Linked DNA regions of Homo sapiens: region 2 is linked to region 1. A link is an interaction called in ENCODE POLR2A ChIA-PET data of the cell type or tissue named here. Cell type or tissue: Caco-2. All regions are shown on one strand. Links, peaks and the distances in the headings refer to the core of each region. The heading gives the core; the rest is flanking DNA. Region 1 holds the start of LINC02532 (long intergenic non-protein coding RNA 2532). Region 2 has its middle 13 kb from the start of CRYBG1.

Region 1 (8,889 bases), core at 1,264-6,263:
CAGCTTCGCGGGAACGTGGAGGTAGTATCCTGGGCAGGAGGGCACAGGCCTTTAGGAGATTGATGACAAAGGGGCAGCCCCTGGCCTCCCTGGTGGCTTGCAGGAAGCAACAACGTCAAACAGGCTGGAGTGGGAAAACATGTCTGAGATTTCTCTGAGACACTTCGTGGGGACTAAAAATAACCGGGGGGCAAGGATAAAGGAGGGGCAAGAAGGGAGGTGAGGAAGCACAAGGACCTCGGTGCTGATGGAACCGTTCTGTATCGTGATTGTGGTGGTGGTCACACGCATCTACACAGGCGATAAAATGGTACAGGGACACACACACACAAACACACACACAAATGACAGCATGCAAAACTGATGAACTCTGTGGGTTGCACCAGTATCAATGTTCTGATTTTGTACTGGATGTTAGCATTGAGGGAAACTAAAAGTACACAGGACATTAAGTCAAGGAAAAACAATAATAGTAATTATTATTTTAATTAGTTAATAATTTAATTAATAACTAAAAATATTAATTCTATTAATATTTACTGAAAGCTAACAATACGTTAGGTCCTTCACTTTTTTTTCCTGTTTAATCCTTACGACACTCTTATGAAATAGATGTTGGTATTACCTATTTTTATAGACAAGGAAATTGAGTCCAAGTCATGTGAAGGTCACTCAACTAGGCTGTCTGAGTCAGAGCCCGGACTTCTAACATTGAAGTCCTCAAGGAAAAGGTTTAGATTGCAGTGACATGGGGGATAGGGTGGAATACAAAATTCAGCACGAAGGACTTCTGAGCAGTTCTGTGCGGGAGTGAGTGGAGCTTGCTGGCCGGGTGAAGTGCTCCACAGTGGGGCAGTTCTCAGAGCAGACTGGACAGACACGATCTGTCACGGCCCTGTCTTTTGGTTCCAGGCTACATCCACCTCTTAAATGACTTGGGCTTTCTCATCTGTACAAAGGGGAAAATAAGTTTTATCTCATGGGTTGTTGATAGAATTGCAAGAGGTATAACAAAGGGTTCCAAACCTTCAGCCTCCTGGAAGTCACACTTTCTTTAATATCCACATCGAATGGCTCAAGCCTCCATCCGAAATTACATGGGGAATCGCATTTCCCCTCAGCATTTTCAAAGATTCCCCAGGGCCTTCGCATTTGCAGAGCCTGCCTTTCCCTCCCATTCCTGCTCAGACCCAATTCTCGGTTGCCCAGTGTGGTCTTGGGCCCAGTGTTTGCCCATCAAAGCCACTGTCCTCTCTCCACACTGCTTCCTCCGTGCCGGACTTTGCTCCCTCCTTTTATTCTCCAAGCAACACCTACATCTGTTCACAAATGTTATGGTGGGTAGTGCTGGCACATTTGGCTGACTTTCACTGAAGATTTGGGGTAGCAGAAGAAAATTACAGTTCTACCTAATGCAGCACAAAAACATGCCAAGTCACACTAGACAAACTCTTACAAATTTCTAACAGGTTGTTTTAAGTACCAAAACCTCCTTCCTTTTTCTCTGGAAAGCCCCTTCTCTCTTCAATAACCATCCTCTTTCTTCAAGTGCTAGGGCCAATTTGGCAACCCTCCATCATTTTATTATGCTGAGTAGTCCAGCTCTTTTTAATTTTTTTTCTGTCTTCCAGACCAGGTCCTGGGGACCACCCTTCCTAAAGCAAAAGGGGAGGGATGCATCCGTCATTTTCCTCTGTGCTTTGGCCTGTGTGACCATGGGACAGTTATAGAGCCATGGTGAGCCTCCATTTACTTGTCTGCTATTTACTTGTCTACTTTGGAAGTGGAGAGTAACAGTACTTAAACCCCAGGATTATTGTAAAGATACAGTGAACATAAATCACTTAGACTGCACCAGAGCTTAGTGTCTGTTTATTCGTATGATTTCTCTGACTTTCACAACTTCTGGAGACATCCAACCTTGTTTCTCCTCTTGTTAGATAGTGAGAGTTTCTGCTGTTCCTGTCCTCCTGGACAGAGGGAGGTAAGTACTGTCCATCAGGGCACATTCTTGAAGTCTTTGCCTCTGCTGCGGGTGGTCCCTTTTTTTGATGTAGACGGCAGGAAAGAGTCTCAGTGTCCTGAAAGTGACCAGGCCTAGCCCTGCCCAGGACAAGAAGGTAGAAAGTGGAGGCCACAGTTGCTGTGGTCTGTTGATGAAGTGTTTGAATTGTATATTGACCCCACAGGAAATTAGATCATAGACAGTCACATGGCCCTGGAGACTTGGAGTAAGAACTGATGAGGGAGGCTCAAATGTTTGATGCATGGTTTCCTTTGAGAACAACTGGGAGGGAGTGGAAGGAATGGAATGGCATAGAAGCAAGGAAATGGATTTTAACAGTAGGATTTAAAGTGTCTATGACTATTGAAGTGTGTTGTGGATGAGATTTGGTGCATATGAATAAATACAAAGAGATGCTGTTCAGGGCCTTATGTAAGCAAGAATGGAACAGAGGGAGAGGGAGAGCTCAGCAGCCTTGCTGAGGCAATGGAGGCATGTGCACCAGAGCCAGGGCCAAGTGTGGCAAAATCTACTAAAGGTTCTTCAGAGGCTAGCCCACAATAGGATGGCCCCTGAAGTCCAGTAAATCTTGGTGTTCCACTCACCCCCTCCCCTGATGCGAGGTGCAGCTCCCTCTTTCCCCAGGGGCCCTTCCTCTTGACTGCCTCCCCCAGGATAGGGGGATGGCTATGCCCTGCTGGTTCCTGACCTTCTCCTGCTCCGTTGGAGACCATTATGCTTAAGCATTGATTATCTGTGTCCAGTCAGTGTTTTGCAGCATTCCTGGTGCAAATGGCCTGCCTGTGTGCTGAAGTGGAAGGAAAGGGCTCTTAGGGGCACATTCTGTGGTCCAGGAGGACACAGAGCTGACCTTATCTCTAGCTATTGGCCATCTGTGTTCCCTGGAGCAACAGAACACCAGGTGCAGAGCCCCAACATGGGGATGGAGCTTGGAAACCTGGCTGGAAACAGAAATGGAGCTACCCTGTTAGGTGGGGGACTTGGGCAGGAGAGTGAAAAGGCTCCTGTTTCTAGTGGGCGGAGAGTCTGGGGGTAGGGGTCTGGGTTCTCTCAGATGGCCTGTAGAAGAAGGGAAGATGCTGCAGAGAGGAAAAAGCCCCCATAAGGGACCAGATGCTGCACCCCCAGGTCCTATTTGATTTAGGGAATGAAGGAGGGAGGAGAAAAGAAAGAAGAAGAGGGGGAAGGAAGCTGCAGACTACTTGTTCTGGGCTAGACGCCATGCTGGGCTCCAAGAAGAGGTACAAAACACTGCATGGCACCCAGCACGTACAAGTCCCTTGGTCAGTACAGCTGTTATCATTACGAGTGACGTTACTGCTTAATTCTAACAACACCACCATAAGGCAGGTATTATTATACTATCTCTATTTTGTGGATGACAAAATTGAGGTTCAGAAAAGAGAAGCAATTGGTGTAGGGGGTTGAAAATTGAAACACAGCGTATCTGACTCCAACGCCTGTGTGTCCAAGCCCTGTGATAGGGAAAGATGTAGGTGTTCCACAGTACCTGGCAAGGCAACAACTGGCGATGGTAAAGGGCCAGTATGGAGTGGGGTTGGGTGAGGGTAGGGGAGTTAGGGAGGGAAAGAAGCCCTCTCCCTTGAAAAGTTCCCCAGGGCTGGGCTGCCGTGCAAAGCCACTCGCCAGGAAGTATGGGACCAACGGAGGCCAGAGGCAAGACTCTCCTGGCTGCCCCACAGGCTTAGAGCTGGGAGGCAGGTGCTGCGTGCCAGCAGGAAGAGCAGCCACTAGAAGAGAGAGAAGTAGCCCTGGCACCTGGGGGAGCCATACCTGGGATGGACAAAGGTAGGCATGGCTGCTGAGCCTGCACTGAGTAGATGGTCCTGGATGCTCCGGCAGGTGTGGTGCGGCTTGGTTTCCAGCAATCTTGCTGGTGGGTGTTCAGCCACTGACTGTATGTGTATATCTTTGTCATTGTTGTTATCAGTATTATGGTGATGACTTTCTCTGACTTTTATGCATTTAGGCTAAAGGAACCTGGAAAAACACATGAATCAAAATAAAAGTTGATTCACCTTTCCAGGGCAGAGTTACAAGCGTCAAAACTCTCAGGCGAGATCTGCCAGTGACGTTCTGACCGCATGCCTCTCTGCAAGGAAAGTGGTATGTGTTGTTTTTTCCAGCAGTGGAAATACAAATGATTAACTCTGGAAACCATGGCTGTTTCACTGATAACTAATTTGTTTGCTGATAAATGATTACCCAGGAGCCAGAATAGAGACCCAAAAGTCAAACTGCAAAAATTATTAAGTTCCCTCTGTATGCAGAATATTGTGCAACATGGTTATGGGTACTACAGTGGATGTGAGTGTGTAGACCTTGTACAATAGAGCTTATAGGCTAATGAGAAGACAGGAAGAAACAACAGGAACACATATAGCTGGAATGCAGATGGGATCTGTGCTACTTACGCTAGCCATGGGATGATTAGAACAAGATAAGAGACATGAGGAAGACTTCTTCAAGGAGGTGCTCAAGCCATGTTTTGGAAAAGAGAACTCAAGGTCTGGCAGGGAGAAAGGAGCAAGGTAACCAGGGGAAGTCTTGGAGGAGAGCAAGATGATGCTGAAACTGCCCTCACTGTTGGTTTTAATGTTGTTCTTGTCTTACTGGTCGATTCAGAGCATTCACGGTGCAAGAGAGATAGGGACATTTGATTTAAGAAATAGAGCAGAATCTCCTCAAATTAAATCAGAATTTTTGATGGAGTAGAGGTCAGAGCTATGTTTTGGAAGTGTTTGGGAAATTGTTAGTTTTGTTCCCAGGATCTGATGCTTTTGTGGTTGAATATTCCATGTGAATGTTTTCTCTGCCCATGCAAATAGTAGGTCTCCCAGACAAATATCTCAGTGGTGCCAGCACTTCATTTTCCAAATGTAGGAGGATCTTTCTAATACTTCCTTTGTGGGGAACATGAAACTGTTGGAGGCTTGTAATCATATCTATATTTTAAAGAAAGATTTTTTTTATCAACAGGCTATATGGAAATATATTCAAAACTGTTAGTATTATGGTTGGATATTAATTTTGAAGTATTATATAGTTTTTTTCCTCCTGTATTTCTTTCTTAACCCTCTCACCTACTTCTCTTCTTGTTTTTATTATTTATTTATTTATTTATTTTGAGGCAGAGTCTCACTCTGTTGCCCAGGCTGGAGTGCAGTGGCATGGTCTCCACTCACTGCAACCTCCATCTCCCAGGTTCAAGTGATTCTCTTGCCTCAGCCTCCCAAGTATTTGGGGTTACAGGCATGTGCCACCACACCCAGCTAATGTTTGTATTTTTAGTAGAGACAGGGTTTTGCCATGTTCTCCAGGCTGGTCTCGAATCCCTGACCTCAGGTGATCCCCCCGCCTCGGCCTCCCAAAGTACTTCTTGCTTTTTTGAGCAAGGTTACTCTGTCCTCATTGTCTTAGTGAAGGGATAGTCAACAGGGGACAGAGATATAGAAGCCCATTTTCCTGGCTTTTGAGTTTTTAAAGCCCTTGTGTGTAAAGGAAGGACTCTGACTTATACAAGAGATTTAGGAGAATATGTGGTGCTCCACTTGAAGCTCCCTGTCTCCAGTATCTGGGGACTTGGTGTGGGGGAGGTGGGTCACAGAGAAAGTAAGAACTGTATATTCATTAGGGAATTCTTGAATGTGGTATTGTGTGTCCTGGGTGAATGGGAATGGAACCCACTGATTAGCTTGTCGACATTTCTGTAGACTAAGATTTGTACCTGCAACTGTCTAGTGCTAAATGGTAAATATTTTTCTTCCAGTTGATTTGCCTGGGGTTCTCATTAACTTTCTAGAAGATTTTGGATAGAACTCTTGGATATTTAATGTCACAAATTTTAGTTTTGATCTTGCCTCTTGGGCTCAATGTTGCATTCCTGTAACTCTCCAAATTACCGAAAAACAATTATTGGAATAACCCAAGTTTACATGAAAAGTAAACACAGCAAAGAGCTGGAAAAACAGCATGTGATGGGTCATGGCCAGATTTGCCCATGGAAAGCCCCTAAGTGGATGTAAGTAGAAAATTCTTAGGTCCTGTAACATAAGTGCAGATAAAGGGAAGTTGCTTAATATGGAGCACCAGCACAGAAAAGAAGAATGATTTTACGTAAACATTGTGCAGTAAGTCTCTTAGAACCCCAAACCTGGGGCATAGGCCTAGGGGATGTGGTTTATTGGGTTAAAGAAGGATTGTCTGAAACGGTGATATACATCATCCTAGGGGCTGGCATGCCCTTTCTGGAGGGGAGAGGAGCCTTTGTTCTGGGCTTCTGGAGTCTTGTAGATTCCTCATCCTGAGAGCTGCTGCCCACAGCCACCACCCCACGTAGGTGTATCCAGTTTAGAAACAAAAGGGGGACTCTGGCAGGCTGGCTGCTATGCTGTATTTGTGGTCATTATTACTATTATTATTATTATTATTATTTTTTTTTTTTTGAGATGGAGTTTCGCTTTTGTTGGCCCAGGCTAGAGTGCAATGGTGCGATCTCAGTTCATCGCAACCGCTGCCTCCTGGGTTCAAGCAATTCATCTGCCTCAGCCTCCTGAGTACCTGGGATTACAGGCATGCGCCACCACGCCCCGCCAATTTTGTATTTTTAGTAGAGACGAGGTTTCTCCATGTTGGTCAGGCTGGTCTCGAACTCCCAATCTCAAGTGATCTGCCCACCTCAGCCTCCCAAAGTGCTGGGATTATAGGCATGAGCCACTGCACCCGGCCTTGTGGTCATTATTTTTAAATACTGTAGTATAAGTAATGGAATATGTGTGTAAACCAATTAATCCTAATCTGCTTTTACTCTTTAGGGTTGATTAATTAATGGATAACACAAAAAAGTGAACTCTAGTCTGTGTCAACAACTGAGTTTCCTTTATTTGCACACAAAAGTGTTAAAAGTAATTGTTGATTTGGCAAACCAGCAGATTTTTTTTTGTTTGGTTAGGAGTAATCTAATGGGACTAATTGTCTTGTGTGAATAAGGGATAAAAATGATCAAGCCCAATAATTATGCCATCTGTGTAGGGCTGGGAGTCTAGAGCCCACTGGTGTGACATCTCCAAGGATAAGACCACTCTCCCCTTGCCCCCCACCATCTAACCATAGGAAACCAGTCTTTGCGTTTGCTTCAAAAACTTGTCTCCAACATTTGCAGGCTGGGGCAAGAGTGCAAATGGAGACCCACATAGCATATGTTTAAACATCTAAAAGCTATAAATCCAGCTAAGAAACCATAATATAGAACATACTCTATCCTCTTGCCTTGAAAAATATATATTCAGAGGGACCTAGAATATCAAGTTTGGATATAGAATTCTTCAACTCAGAGTTCCATCTGCTTGTCCCAGTGTCTCCGTTCTCTGTCTGCTCCCAGCTCCATCCCTCATCCCATATTAAAGACACCCCAGTCTGCATAGCCCATTCTTTATAAATGGCTGCCTGGTGGCCTAGGGATGAGGACAGCCATGAGACAGATGATCCTCAGGACTCAGACCCCCTGAAGAGGCCTGAAGTGAGTTCAGGGCCCTTGGGATCCTGGGCACCAAAGAGTGGTTTAGGTGGGATATGGGATGGGCTTTCCACTGGTGATGAGTCACAGGTGCAGACACATTCCCTGAGCCCTGTGACTCATCACCTATGGAAAGAGGGTGCATAGGAGGGGCAGAAAGAGACCTTTTAAAGGACAGCAACTCTCTCTTGCCTGGGTATTTCTGCTGTTTTTTTTGGGGGGAGCCGGAGGTTGCAAGGAGAGAGATAGAGAGAGAGAGAGAGAGAGACCTCTCCTCTTAGCAAGGTTTTAAAAGATTAATATAATCTGGTATCTAACAAAGATCCCTGCATTTGATGAAATGTGGTCTGAGCTGAGACTTGCATTTATTGCAACAGCTCCACTTGGTAGCAAGCTAATCAGGGTGGGGACCTACAGTCTCTACTTGTGTCCAACCACAGGAGGTGACTGATATTTTTTATGGTGAGATCATGGCTTACTGATGCAGAATCAAGCATGCCCCAAGAGTTCTGTTTGCATCTGTTCACCTCCTCACTGGACCTGACACATGCTGAATGATTAGTTGGGTGTAGTAAGAGCGTCTGTTTCTCCTTGCACATTTGAAAATGAAGTTCTCAAGTAGGTAGTGTAAAGTCATGAATCTAATTCATAGTTCCTCTCTCTCAGTCTACCATGCACCCTTCAGCAAGCACTCTCTTCCCACTGGTCTTTGAGCCTCATTCAGCCCCAGCTGGTGAGTTGAGGAAATAAGCCTAGGTGAATGTGAGCTCTGATAATCCAAGGGCTTTCAGAAAACCACAACAAGCCAGGAAAACTACCAAGTTTTCCATGGAGGCAGCAGGGAAAGGGAGGAGGAGGGTCTGAGTGTCTGCCAGATTCTAGACTCAACTTTGCTGAGGATTTACCCGTGAATTTGTACAAATCTCTTCCGTCTTTCTTTCTCAGTTTCATCTGTCTAAAATGATGAGTGTGAATTAAATGGCCTAAAGTCCCTCCTAGTGCCAAAACTCTTGGGTTATTTGGCTCTCATTGGCTACAGTGCCTTCTAATGTAAGCAAATGTAAAATTCCCTCTTCCCTCTTCAGCGCAAATGGACTTCATTCTCAAGGCACAATGGGGAGCCTGTATCCTGGAGGGCCCTAAGAAAGGAGCCAAGTCCATTGGCTGTGAGTCGACAGGGACAGGAGTCCTTCTACCAATCTCTGTGTGGCTGGCCCAGACCGCCTGCTCAGCCAGGCAGTGCTCCTGTAAAAGCAGAATAATTTTCATTCCCCTCACATTAGTTTAAGCGAGGATTCACTTTTGTGTCTGCATGTCAGTTGATACT
Region 2 (8,889 bases), core at 2,042-7,041, 440 kb after region 1:
TCTCTACCATGTCCAGCTAATTTTTGTATTTTTAGTAGAGACAGGGTTTCACCATGTTGGCTAGGCTGGTCTTGAACTCCTGACCTCGTGATCCACCTGCCTCAGCCTCTCAAAATGCTGGGATTACAGGTGTGAGCCACCGCGCCAGCCTACCTGGCACTTTATTAAAGGAAGTGCTTCTGGCAAAGGAAAGTGATGTCAAAAACTTGGGCCTACATGAAAAAATGAAAAGTGCCGCAAACGGCAAAAGCAGATGGTCCCTGATTTATGATGATTCAATTTACTGTTTTTAGCTTTACAATGGTGCAAAAGTGATAGGCATTCAGCAGAAACCACACTTCAAGAACCCATAAAACCATTCTGTTTTTCACTTTCAGTATAGTTTTCAATAAATTACATGAGATATTCAACATTTTATTATAAAATAGGCTTTTTGTTAGATGATTTTTGCCCAACTGTAGGCTAATGTAAGTGTTCTGAGCACTTTTAAGGTAGGCTAAACTAAGCTATGATGTTCAGTAGATAATGTGCCTTAAATGCTTTTTTGACTTACGATGGGTTTGTCAGGACATTACTCCATGATAAGTTGAGGAGCAGATGTATATGGGTGGCTACAAAGGACTTTTTTCTAATTTGCAAATTTTTTAAAAAGATAATTGACTGTTTAGCACATTGAGAGAATTATGTATAAAAGTAAAATAAGTAACAACACTAGCAAAGGAAGGGAAGTGGGAAATGGAAGGATACAAAACGAGAGAAAGAGAATTACTACAATGATCACCCAGATATGTGTCACTCCAACTCATCAGTTGTTAAAATCTTGCCACTTTAATGTTAAATCCTCTCTCTCTCCAACTCAGCATTAGTTTTGCTGAATTACCTGAAAGTAATATGCTGACATCAGGACACTTCACTCATAAATATCTCAATATGGGTCCACTCAAGTACAAGAATAATCTCCTATGCAAACATAAAACAATTACCACACTCAGAAAACTCAGTGTTGATACAGTGCCATCATCTAACATAAAGCCCATATTCAAATATTCCCAATTGCCCATAGATCACATGCTTTGAACTCAAAATTGAAAATCTCTCCCAGAAGGAAGCTCCCTATCTTTAAGATTACAGTTGTCCTTTGGTATTTGTGGGGATACCCCTTCAGATGCCGAAATCCACAGATGCTCAAGCCTCTGTTATAAAATGGTGTAGTGTTTGCATATAACCTATGCACATCCTCCTGTATACTTTAAATTATCTCTAGATTATTTATATTACCTAATACAATGTAAAAGTTATGTAAATAGTTGTTATGCTGCATCATTTAGGAACTAATGGCAATAAAAAGTTTGTACATGTTCAGTACAAGTGCATTCATTTTTTTTTTCAAATACTTTTTTATCTGTGGCTGGTTGAATCCACAGATGTGGCACCCATGGATATGGAGGGCCAGCTCTATATTTTTTACCTTCTTATCTGCACAACAAAAGGAAAATGCTTGGCTTACTCTCATCTCTCTGGAATTTCAGGTCAGCCATTCTTTTGTGTGAATGTTTCCAAGTCAGGAATCTATCTGTACTTATTTTTTGTTACTTTTAATATTTATTTATGTAATTCTTGGATTAAAACTCATCTTCATAAGTTTGGGGAGCTAAATGTTAAGAACTTATGAACACAAAGAAGAAAACAGGCCAGGCGGGGTGACTCACACCTGTAATCCCAGCACTTTGGGAGTCTGAGGTGGGCGGATCACTTGAGGTCAGGAGTTCAAGACCAGCTTGGCCAATATGGTGAAACCCCATCTCTACTAAAAATACAAAAATTAGCCAGGCATGGTGGCACACGCCTGTAATCCCAGCTATATGGAAGGCTGAGGCAGGAGAATCACTTGAACCAGGTGGCAGAATTTGCAGTAGCCGAGATCGCACCACTGTGCTACAGCCTGGGTGACAGAGTGAGACTCCGTCTCAAGAAAACCAAAGGAAACGACAGACACTGGGGTCTACTTAAGTGGGAGGGTGGGAGAAGGAGGAGGAGCAGAAAAGACAACTATTGTGTACTGGGCTTAATACCTGAGTGATGAAATAGTATGTACAACAAACCCCCGTGACATGTGTTTACCTATGTAACAAACCTTCATATGCATCCCCAAACCTAAAATAAAAGTTAAAGTAAATAAATATATAAATAGAAGCAAATGCCTCAGAACTCGTTTTTGTTTTGTTTTGTTTTGTTTTTAAAAAAAGAGCAGAGATTGTTTTTCCCTAACCCCAAATGTATTCTCAGAACCTAACAAGTGCTTGGCACATAATAGGTGTCTAATAAATGTTCGTGGAGTTAATGAATGGATAAAGTGTTTAAGTTGGGGAAATGCCTGTATCTACTTTATATATCTCTGCATCTCATAGAATTGGGCCTTCAATGGGAGTAAAATAGATCCTTATTAAGTAAAGGAATATTTCACACCATAGCTAGAACTACGCTTTGACTGTTCCTTTTGCACTTTTCTTCTACATTTTAGAAACAGAAGAGTAATATAGGGAATACTGGATTTGATCTTCAATTCACTGCATCGAACTGTAGAAATTTAGTAACTATAGGGGGAACTATTACTGTGACAATAGAGAAATTAGTTTTTCATAATATTAATACAGCCACATATCACTATCATATTATTCATTATGCACTTAGTGTCAAACCTGTACTAAGTACTTTACATGCATTTTTAAATTTTATTTTTTAAAGTCAGATTTATTGAGGTACATGTGACTTTCAGTGAAACTCATACTTTTTAGTATGTAGTTCTGTGCAGTTTAATAAGTACACGTAACTACCGTCACAATATAAAACATTTCCATTACCCCTCCCTGCAAATTCTCTTATGCTCTTTTTTTTTTTTTTTTGAGATAGAGTCTTGCTCTGTCACCAGGCTGGAGTGCAGTCGTGCGATCTCTGCTCACTGTAACCTCTGACTCCCTGGTTCAAGCCATTCTCCTGCCTTAGCCTCCTGAGTAGCTGGGATTACAGGCAGGTGTCATCACGCACAGCTAATTTTTTTTGTATTATTTGTAGAGACGGGGTTTCACCACGTTGGCCAGGATAGTCTCAATCTTCTGACCTCGTGATCCACCCACCTTGGTCTCCCAAAGTGCTGGGATTACAGGTGTGAGCCACTGCATCCAGCCTATACTCCTTTATATACACTATTTAGTCCTCCTAATTACCTTAGTAGACATTACTATTTATTATTTCCATGTTTTGGAGAGGAAAAACTGAGGCTAAGAGCAGTTCAGGGATCTATTGAGGGTTGTTGCATAGTAAATGGCAGAGCTTGGACTCCAAATCCTATGATCTAAGTACTTCACCATGCCAATAGTATTTTGTAGTACTGTATTTCATATGTTCAGAATTGCATTTCCCATTTTGTTACACATTGAGATGGTTAGGGAGTTGTGACAACAGGAGAAAATTAAAATGAATTTTTCAAAAATAGAATAAGGTAAATGAATTACAAGATAGATTATATGTCATATTAGAAGTGTACCCTCTCTATGTTACACAACATTAAAGCCAAGTAAAATTTTAGTTGATTGATATGGTAGTGAATATTTCAAAAGCTCGAGAATTTTAACTTTACTTCACAACCAAGAAACCCATTAGTCGCTTGACTGTAGAAATGTCCAAGGATAAGATGTGGGAATTAGCAGCTGCCTGACATGTCAGACCTAGGTGGTCACCATCCTCAAGTAGCTTACCATTGAGTTTCACAGATAAAACAAAGTCTTTTGTAGTTACTGTTTTGTTTAGAGTTCTGCCATGATGGTAGCCTTAGTTGGCCCCTGGTTCTGATTTGGTCTTCCCGATTTCCAGAAACCTCTCTACCGACTGTTGCTGAAAAAGCAGCAGAAGCCAGACAGGCAGCCTTACAGAGGTCATGTTATCTTTGCACAAAGTGAGCTTCTCTGCTGGTTCAAGCTGTAGGAAACAACGAATTATTCTAGTTAATTTCAAAAACCTAGTCTGTTTTAGAAATCTATGTTAACAACCCTAAAAACATGTATTTTATCAAAGAAGTTTTTAACACTGAGTGGAAAGACATTTCCATTGCACAATCTAAAGCCAAATAGATTGCTTTGAGCTAATCATGTGTGTTCAATACGCATCGTTTTACCTAGATGTTTGCTTATAGCTACATAATTTAGTTATTCTCCTATCTACATTCGGTTAAACCTCTATGGCCCCTGGTGATGATATTTTTACAAACATCATTGCCATTAGCCAATTCTGAGTCCCAGGAGACACATGCTAAAATTTTTCTTCTTATCATTCTTATCATTTCTTTGTGTTATTAATATTAATGCTTTAGCAAACAAGACTGCCTAGAGAGAGTGATTTATGAGCTAATTATAGACAGTCCTCACTATGTAAATAAGGCCTGTGTACATAGTTTAGGATTTCTCAAGATGGAGCCAATGTATTAGAAAAATCCTATATCATATTTATTTTAGTTTATTTAATAGTTGGAAATTTTTCCTTCAGTAGCAATTTTTTTTTTTTTAGCAAAGCAAGAGTGATCTAAAGACAAATACAGTAAATAAAGTAGATGATCCACCATACATATTTTTTTTCTGTGGGGGGAATAATTAGCTGAATTTATAAAGTAATGTGAATAGTTTCATTTGTGTATTTCTTTAACTGGCTTTAAAAGCAATTGCAAAAAGTTTTGTCGATGCCTTGAGTAATTACATTATTGTTCAACAAGCATGTGATCTCCTGGAGCTTCAACTTTGAAGGACAACATATTTTATGTTTAATTATGCTTGCTTAAAAATAAGTCACCTATCCTCAAAAAACTAAAAATAAAGCTACCATAGGATACAGCGGTCCCACTCCTAGGTATATATCCAAAAGAAAGGAAATCAGTATATCAAAGACATATCTGCACTCCCATGTTTATTGCAGTACTATTCACAATAACCAAGATTTAGAAGCAACCTAAGTATCCATCAACAGATGAGTGGATAAAGAAAATGTGGTACATGTACATAATGGAGTACTATTCAGTCATAAAACAGAATGAGATCATGTCAATTGCAACATGGATGGAAACAGAGGTCACTATGTTGAGTGAAATAAACCAGCCACAGTAAGACAAACATCACGTGTTCTCACCGATTTGTGGGAGCTAAAAAGACAACTGGACCCATGGAGATAGAGAGTAGAAGGATGGTTACCAAAGGCTGGGATAGGTAGTGGGGTTGCGGTGAGGCGGAAGTGGGAATGGTTAATGGGTACAAAAGTAGTTAGAAAGAATGAATAAGACCTAGTATTTGCTAGCACAGCAGGGTGACTATAGTAAATAATAATTTAATTGTACCTTTTAAAATAACTAAAAGTATAATTGGATTGTTCATAACACAAAGGATAAATGCTTGAAGGGATAGATACCACATTTACCTTGAGGTGATTATTATGCATTGCATGCCTTTATCAAAATATCTCATATAACTCATGAATATATACACCTACCGTGTACTCGCAAAAAATTAAAAAGTCATCTAACTTTAAAGGATATCATCCTAACTTTATATCCTAAAGTTCATTCAAGGCCTTAATTCAGGGATTCGCATGAGCTATAGAGAATTTACAGCCGGGCTCGGTGTGTAATCCCGGCACTTTGGGAGGCTGAGGCGGGTGGATCCCTTGAGGTTAGGAGTTCAAGACCAGCCTGGGCAACATGGTGAAACCCTATCTCTACAAAAACTACAAAAATTAGCCAGGCATGGTTGTGTGTGCCTGTAGTCACAGCTACCCGGGAGGCTGAGGTGGGAGCATCGCCCGAGCCCAGGAGGTTGAGGCTGCAGTGAGCCGTGAGTGTGCCAGTGTACTCCATCCTAGGTAACAGAGCAAGACACAGTCTCAAAGGAAAAAAAAAAAGAACTTGGCTGATTACTACTTTTTCAAGAGAAAAAGGAAAGAGAATTTACTGGCAATTAGGAGTTAACACTGAAAATTTTAATAAATACATCTTTCAGTTAATCAATAAGCATTGCCCAAGGTAGTGTTAAGTGCTTTATGTGGGACCAGAAACATTCTTCAGGAGGTTAAAATCTAGTTCGACACCTAAGACTAAGAAACATCAAATAATTAAGGGATAAAGTAAAGAAGTTGCTGCTGTAAATTTTTATCATTAGTTATTAGTTTACTAATCTAATACATAAAAACTAACAGTAAATTTTATTTTTGTCTTATGTCTTGGCCATACCTTAGTCCACTATTACTCCGCCTTCTTCCTAGCTTGGCCTAAATAACTATAGGACGACACTCATACCTGACACATTCAAATTGCTTGGATGCAGTCCTGTCCTGAAACTAAGATATACATCTACATACCACACAGGCTAAGCATTGACTACCTATGGTAAATTGAGAACATTATATAATTCTTCCAGATGAGTGAGGGCTTTGCAAGAGAGGATGTAATTATTATATGAAGAAATGAAAATAACACTCTCCTTTCTCATTTGCAATGCTTATTAAATTGTATGAATTACATGTTACCAGATTGTTTATTCATATTTGCTTTGTTCTGAAAAAGGATTTGAGACTGTTGAATGAAAATAGGTAACACATAAGCAACGAGCTGTGTGGGTTCTTTTCCCTACTCAGAAACATAGAATATAATTTCATATACTGTAGTAATGGCATAATAAAGTGGCTTAATAAGCAGCCAGTTTCAAACACTGCTTAACTGGCTAGTTATGGGTAATTTATGCATGGGATAATGCAGCCCATCAGTTGCTACATTTATTTAGCATCCAGAGGTTTTGCGTAAATGAATCAATCAATTCAATTTAAAAACTAGTATAATTTATTTCCTCCTACTTAATTGACATTGGCTCTGATGTACCCATTACCTCAATTATGGAATTCTAGATTCAAGTCCATAGTACTGGATCTTGGACAGACTGTCATTTTAAAATAGAATTAAATGAGCTCATGTACCAGACATGGCTAGTTGCCAATACTCATTCTCCCTTCTTCAAAACATTACCCTGATTCTGTTTGAGGTGAGAACACTCTCTAACTAAAAGTACTTGATTTCCCAGCTTGTTTTCCAGATAGAGGTAGTCATTTGGCACAATCACGACCAGTTAGATGTGGGTGAACATCTGTGGCGAGGATTTGCTTCCTTGAATGGAATGGTAAACCTTTGAGAGGAGGAAGTCCTTGGCCTCCATCCTTTCTGTCTTCTTTTCGTCTTCCTTCCTGAGACATGAATGTTATGCCAAAGAAGCCAAACCCATCTTATGGCCCAGAGGATTGCAGGGCAGGAAGAAAGAAGCATTTGGAACAATGACGCTACCATGGGGCCACTACCCAAGCCCTAGACTTCTTGTAATGTGAACAACAACTAAAAATCTAATTTTGGTTGAGTTTTCTGCCACCTGCTGTCAAATTTCAAATACTATAAAGGTGCCCAAAGTGGGTGCCAAAAAAATGTTAGCAATTATGTGAGAGATTCCTAAAGATCAGGAAATACTTTAGGAAAGCTTTAATTAATTAATTAATTAACATGAAAAAGGGGAGTAAGTCTAATAGCAGGGAGGTAAAAACAATGATGTTATTAATATTTATTATTATTTTTTTTTAATAGAGACATAGTCTTCCTGTGCTGCCCAGGCTGGTCTTGAAGTCCTGGGCTCAAGCAATCCTCCATGCTTGGCCTCCCAAACTGTTGGGATTACAGGCATGAGCCACCACACCCAGCCAATAGTTATTATTATGGTTAATTTTTTGAGTGCTTACCATACACCAGGCACTGTGTAATATTGTATATATATATAAATATAAATATGCATATAACATACAGCACATATATAAACAGATGTTTATTTGTTATGTATATATAACATATGTATAATTTATTACTATAACAATACTATAGGGTTGCAACTATTGTTACCCCATTTCATAGGTGAGAAGAATAAAGCTTAGGAAGGTTAAATAAATGTGGCTACAGGCGCATGCCACCACACCTGGCTAAATTTTTGTATTTTTAGTGGGGACAGGGTTTTGCCATGTTGGTCAGAGTGGTCTTGAACTCCTGACCTCAGGTGTTCCACCTCCCTTGGCCTCCCAAAGTACTGGGATTACAGGCATGAGCTGCCACGCCTGGTCAAAACATCCTGCTTTTTAAATGAAGTATCAGATTAAGACATGTAGGCAAAAAAGCAATGTAGCAGCAATGCATGAAGAATAGGTTTATCTGTTAATCCCTAAATAGCTGGTATTTGAGTATCAGGAACTACAGAGACATCTAGAGGGGAAGAGGAAAGGTCTGAAACCGTGGCCAAGAGACGCAAAGCTATGCACTGCCCCTCAGAACTTCATGATGGCAAAGAACAGTTTATTGTGTTGAACTTTTGTTTACACTGATGTGTATATATTAAAATAAGACGTATTTGTTAAAGTGTGGTGGTGGTCAGGAGAATACACTTCACAGATCTTTACTGAGTGAGAGTGATTGATTGAGGGCCCAGGGACTGAGCATGCTGGAGATTAGAGGGCAGTCCTATTCCATGGGACTCCTCTGACTGATGACTTTGGCTTGAGACATCTAAAAATTTCTTGTTGCACCTACCTTAGGCTAAACTGGCTTCTATCCACCTGCTCCTTTGCTCCACTGACAGCTGGCTTTCCCAGCCCCTCCTCTCTCCCTACATTTTCCTTTTCTTTTTCTTTTTCTTTTTTTTTTTTGAGACCAAGTCTTGCTCTGTTGCCCAAGCTGGAGTGCAATGGTGTGATCTTGGGTCATTGCAACCTCAGCCCCCCGGAGTTCAAGTGATTCTCCTGCCTCAGCCTCCTGAGTAGCTGGGATTACAGCAT

What was found. ChIA-PET counts read pairs that join two places held together with the same protein. Peaks named below come from ENCODE experiments on the same cell type or tissue, not always from the same donor. Only the 100,000 strongest peaks of a DNase experiment are listed, where the experiment ranks them.
Region 2: POLR2A ChIA-PET joins it to region 1 with 5 read pairs; 2 of 35 experiments call an interaction of 5 or more read pairs at or near these places.

The regions. Positions count from the first base shown.
Region 1 is chr6:106,782,948-106,791,836 of GRCh38, reverse strand. LINC02532 (long intergenic non-protein coding RNA 2532) reads left to right here and starts at 4,296. Exons shown (of 7, transcript NR_033557.2): 1 at 4,296-4,578. It overlaps MIR587 (microRNA 587), which reads right to left and starts at 7,712; the gene lies at 7,617-7,712. In Caco-2, for the core only: no CTCF peak of the experiment used is centred there; a DNase peak (open chromatin) is centred at 4,128.
Region 2 is chr6:106,342,925-106,351,813 of GRCh38, reverse strand. No RefSeq gene overlaps it. Among named protein-coding and RNA genes, the nearest start is that of CRYBG1, 13 kb to the left of the region's middle. In Caco-2, for the core only: no CTCF peak of the experiment used is centred there; no DNase peak of the experiment used is centred there.